2 separate regions of the Mus musculus genome follow, and region 1 is linked to region 2. Evidence: chromatin loops called from intact Hi-C (ENCODE). Cell type or tissue: gastrocnemius. All regions are shown on one strand.

Region 1 (2,500 bases), 160 kb before region 2:
CGCCCCCCTTTTTCCCCAACAAAACCCCTTGTAAAGAAAAATATGGTTGGTCAATGCAACAGCCCACCCTGCTCCCCCTTGCTTTCTGCTCCCATCCGTTAAACATTTTGTATAATCTCACTCCATGGGCGCAGTTCAGACCGACCCTGAACGGGTCACCTCCGGGCAGACACTGATTTACGCAGTAAAAGGCTCCAGGTACAGTGAACGCTCCCACCCGGGCAGACACTGACAGACTTCCATTTCATCTCATGCGCTCAGACACCCACTCCTCTGCTTTCCCTATGAATAGCTAGGCTTTGCTTGCTCTGGAGTTCTGTATGGATGGGATCACACCCTCTGCCAGATCCCACCGTCTTTTGCTTTCACTGTGCATACATGGTTTTTGAAGTTAATTTGTGCTTTTCAGTAGTTTGGTGGAATTTACTGTTTCTTCCTCCTCTCCCATTTGGTTGTTTTGAGAAAGGGTCCTGTTTTGTAGTCTAGATCCATTGGGACTTCAGATTCTCCTACCTCAGTCTGCCAAGTGCCAGTATTACAAGGTAGGTACCACCATATCTAGCTGAAGCACGTGACTTAAAAAATTTAAACTTATTGTATATATATTATATGCATATGTAATGTTATATATGTGTGTATGTATTGTATATATACCCATATACACACATGTATACACACATACATGAGTGGGTGCATGTATTCCAACTATAGCATGGATGCAGAGGTCAGAAGAAAACTTTTTGGCTATCTTCCTTCTATCATATAGGTTCCAGGGATAGAACTCAGATCGTCAGGTTTCTCAGCAAGATACTTTATCTGATGAGCCATCTAGATTGCTCAAGCATGCTGCTTTTATTAACTTTCTGTCTTGAATTTTTTTTTGTGTGTGGGGGGTTCGAGACAGGGTTTCTCTGTGCAGTTCTGGCTGTCCTGGAACTCACTCTGTAGACCAGGCTGGCCTCGAACTCAGAAATCCGCCTGCCTCTGCCTTCCCAGTGCTGGGATTAAAGGCGTGCGCCACCACCGCCCGGCTTGTCTTGAATTTTTATGTCTGTGGATATTCAATGTCAGCCGAGGCCTGAAGAGGGCGAGCATTAGCTCCCCTGAGACTGGAGTGAAAGCGGGTTGTGAGCTGCTGGAAATTGACCACAGCTCCACAGCAGCCAGCGTTCTTTGGCGGTTGAGCCAACTCTCCAGTTTAGGTTTTATTGTTTTGTTTTGGTTACAGTGTTTCACTGTGTAACCTTGGCTGTCCGGAATTAAATAAATGTGATGGTTTTGTGCATAACTCCTGGCTCGCCTGTCCACCTTCAGTTCTTCTTCTTCTTCTTCCTCTTCTTCTTTTTTTTTTTAAGATTTATTTATTTATTTATTATATGTAAGTACACAGTAGCTGTCCTCAGATACTCCAGAAGAGGGCATCAGATTTCGTCATGGATGGTTGTGAGTCACCATGTGGATGCTGGGATTTGAACTCAGGACCTTCGGAAGAGCAGTAGGCGCTTTTAACCACTGAGCCATCTCACCAGCTCCCGCCTTCAGTCTTAAATCCGTATTAAAGTGTCTTTCATTGTAAGCATGGTGGCACACGCCTTTAATTTCAGTACCAGGGAGGCAGAGGCAGACATGGGCTTATCTTTGTGAGTCTGAGATTTAGCCAGGCTACAAAGTAAGGCCTTATCACACAAACAAACAAACAAACAAACCAGATCATTAATAACACAATACTGTGCCGCGCTAAACTAACAAGTTTTGAGATTGTTTTGAGCATCGCCAGGAATTCGGATTTAACCTGAGTCTAGGTCCCTAAAAATCTAGGGGAACTCCTCAGAATGCCGAGGGTGGCGGTGTGAAGCCGAATCTCTGTCCCGTCACCTCTGACACCTCCGAGGGAAGTTTAGAGGACGGACGAGCCAACAGTTCACCCGATTCAGCTCTGGGTTAGGAGAAGCCGATTACTTTTCGACCTTCTCAAGATGGCGGCCGTACAGTCCGCGTAAACCACTTTGGCCACTCCGGAGATGGCGGCTCCAAGAGGCCGCCCTCAGAGCAGGCCCCTAAAGTCTCGCGTTAGGTGAGACTGACGCGCCAGTTCTCGCGAGAGAGCGCTCAGGCCAGCTAGGCGTTGTGTGATCCGCAGCTGGCGCGGAAGCTTCAGGTGGCAAGCGATCGGTGAGCGGGCGTGGGACGGCAGGCAGGGGCCGGAGCGGGGGTCGGGGCTGGCGGAGGTTCAGGACGTGTGCCGGCCGCAGCCAGGGCCGGGTGTGCTAGCTGCCATAGCCCGAACAACGCGGGTTCGCGACCGCCTGAACCAGGCTGCCGGAAGTGCGCCTGGGGATTTTCTCCCCCGGTTTACCTTGCGGGGAAACTGAGGCTTGGGGGTGGCGCTTTTGGTTCCGCGACGCCCTGAGGCCGCGGTCTTCCTCTGCAGCTGCGGAAGATGTCGGACAGCGAAGACAGCAACTTCTCCGAGGAGGAGGACAGCGAGCGCAGCAGCGAG
Region 2 (2,500 bases):
CCTTGCTAGCTCCTCTATTTCTACGCTGGGTCATTCCACAATTGAGCCTATTCCTAGAAGGGCCTGACAGCCAAATCCCTAAATATCGCACAAGACTTCACTCACTAAAAGTGTCCTTCGGAACAAAATCCCCTTCTTAGGAGCCTCCCCCTTGTCAGATCCCCTTCTATGCTATGTCTTGCCACTCCAGGTCCCCTTTATTGGGGCTTCACAGATAAACAACCTCTTCCCGAGCCCTCCCACACTAGGACCAGCTCTTACAGCTCCCACCCCTACCCGGGTCAGGGATGGCGCTGGGCCCACGGGGGGCTGGAGCGCGATGGGGACCCCAGTGCGGTGGGCGAGCGGCCAGCATGGCGGCGGTGGTGGTGGCGGCGGCGATGAGGAGGTGGCCGCCTGTCCCCGGCCCGGCTAGCCTAGCCAGCCCCGCGGCGGTGAGGGCAAGCGGGACAGGCGGCCCGGTGGGTGACAACAGCAGCCGCCGCCACTGCCACCGAGGGGGAGGGGCGGGGAAAGGAGGGGACGAGGGTCAGACCAGGGCACGCGGGGGAAGGGGACAGCAGGTGGACGGGGGAGGGGCGGGTTAACCCTCGCCCTACGGCCCAGCCCCGCCCCGCGTGGCCACCCGCCCCCAGGGACCCTGGCGTCCCGCCCCCCACCCGGCAGGCCCGCCCCGGCCAGTGGAGTCCCGGCGGGCGGGGCCCAAGAGAGCCCGGCAGGCCGCACCTCCCATGGCAACAACCGCGCCATTGGTTGTTGCTGCCAAGAGCTTAACCAATTAGCACTCAGGGCAGCTGTTGCTAGGCGACAGCGAAGCGGCCAGCGCAGCCGAGCCCAAACAAAGGGCGGGAGTGGGGCCTGGCTGCCCCCTCCCCGACTCCCTCTCAGGACGGCTCCCTCGGGCTCAGCCTCTTCCAGGAATCCAGCTATGAAGAGCCGGACTCCGCTGCAACGGCCCAAAGCCCCCTCCTTTCCCTTGCTAAATCTCGCGGGGACGGGCAGGGCGGTTCCCGGCCTGCCCCCCACCCAAGCGTGCCGCCCCGCCCGTCGCAGCACCCTTACCTGAGGGCGTGGGTAAGGGGATTCAAACTGCTCGGGGAGCCCGAGCTCAGACCTGCCCACTGGCTGAGGGTGTCCGGTGGACGCGGCGAGCCAGGGCCCCGATTACCCAGTAATGCAACCAGCAAAATGGCGACCACAACAAACCGGCCCCCCTGCCCCGGCTCCGCCCCCACATCATTCACGTGACCTAGCGGAGCACAGTGCGCCTGCGCCTTAAGGGTGCTGAGCCGCGCACGTGCGGAGCAGCCACCAATGGAGCATGCACCATGTGACCGGATGAAACTTTCCAGGCACCACCCCCCGAAGCACACAAAGTTGATCAAGGGCGCATGCGTCTCGAGGCCACTTAGCAATAGGCACCAGACAGGGGAGACAGATGAGTCTTTTAATAGAAAAACAAAACAACTCCCCCGCCCCCAAAAAATCACAAGCCACACGTGCAACAGTAACAACACACATCTCTTCAATCCAGACAGCTCTGAGTTTCAGTTCTTCACCTTGGGAGGTGGCCTGTGAGGAAATCAGAGGGGGTCGAGTTGTAACCACTTTTGGCTTCTCAGGGCCACAGGTAAGGGAGAGGTCTGTTGTGACACTCACCTGTACACACCGACAACCACGGCGTGGTCTCGCTCATAAGGCTCTAGCGTCAGCTGCTCCTGCGGCTTCATGTTCTCCTGCTGCATCTTCTTCACTTCAGATGCAAACACAGCCTCTGCTGACGCAGTGGAGTCAATGCAGTTGGCCTAGAAAGGAGTCAGGACTAAGTTACAGATTTGGAGACCCAGGCTTTCCCAATTTTCTAACTTCATTAAAGAAGTTTTAATTTGGCTCACATTGGAAACAGGTTATTTCATTTATCTAAGGCAGTGTTTAAGGTCAGGAATTTTCTTCCATATCCTGGAAGCCCAGCTGGCAAAAACAGAACAAATGTAGCAATAGCAGCCTGGTCTACAGAGTTGAGTTCCAGGACAGCCAGGGCTATACAGAGAAAACTCTGTCTTGAAAAAACAAAAACAAAACAAAACAAAAAAAAAACCCAAAAACAAGTGTAGCAATAGGTTGGCCAGTTTTGAACATGGTGAGGATGCGCGAGAGTTTTCCCTATTTAAAATTAAAATGTTTTGAAAAATGTACCTGCTGCAGTTAATATTGTACCCCACAATCTGCTCCAAATGCTTAGCAGCTATCAGTCTTTATTTCAGCCATAAGGAGGACTAATAAACAAGTCAGATAGGCTAAGGCGCCATAACCTGCTCAGCCACAGAGACAAAGCACCCACACCACACTCTAGGGTTACTCAACCTTACATGGCAAGACCCATACCTTAATGGAAATCACAAAGTGTCCTCCATTCCGCAGGAAGGTGTGGGCGTTCAGGGCCACAATTCGGGTTTGGTCTGGCTGGGCCACATCGGCAAAGATGACATCCACCATTGCT

The links. Hi-C counts contacts between places; a loop is a spot of excess contacts. Peaks named below come from ENCODE experiments on the same cell type or tissue, not always from the same donor. Only the 100,000 strongest peaks of a DNase experiment are listed, where the experiment ranks them.
Region 1: a loop joins it to region 2, with 2.5 times the contacts of the local background. A loop is called at or near these places in 1 of 42 quality-filtered maps.

The regions. Positions count from the first base shown.
Region 1 is chr7:28,338,367-28,340,866 of GRCm38, reverse strand. It overlaps Supt5 (suppressor of Ty 5, DSIF elongation factor subunit), which reads left to right and starts at 2,148. Exons shown (of 30, transcript NM_013676.1): 1 at 2,148-2,172; 2 at 2,432-2,500. The coding sequence starts at 2,441. In gastrocnemius, a CTCF peak has its summit at 1,115 (motif pointing right); DNase peaks (open chromatin) are centred at 1,138 and 2,074; H3K4me3 peaks cover 1,434 bases; H3K27ac peaks cover 1,786 bases.
Region 2 is chr7:28,178,203-28,180,702 of GRCm38, reverse strand. It overlaps Fbl (fibrillarin), which reads right to left. Exons shown (of 9, transcript NM_007991.3): 7 at 2,386-2,498; 8 at 1,660-1,805; 9 at 1,434-1,572. The coding sequence ends at 1,548. It overlaps Dyrk1b (dual-specificity tyrosine-(Y)-phosphorylation regulated kinase 1b), which reads right to left and starts at 387. Exons shown (of 11, transcript NM_001271370.1): 1 at 277-387. The coding sequence starts at 355. In gastrocnemius, no CTCF peak of the experiment used is centred here; DNase peaks (open chromatin) are centred at 671 and 1,270; H3K4me3 peaks cover 1,334 bases; H3K27ac peaks cover 2,277 bases.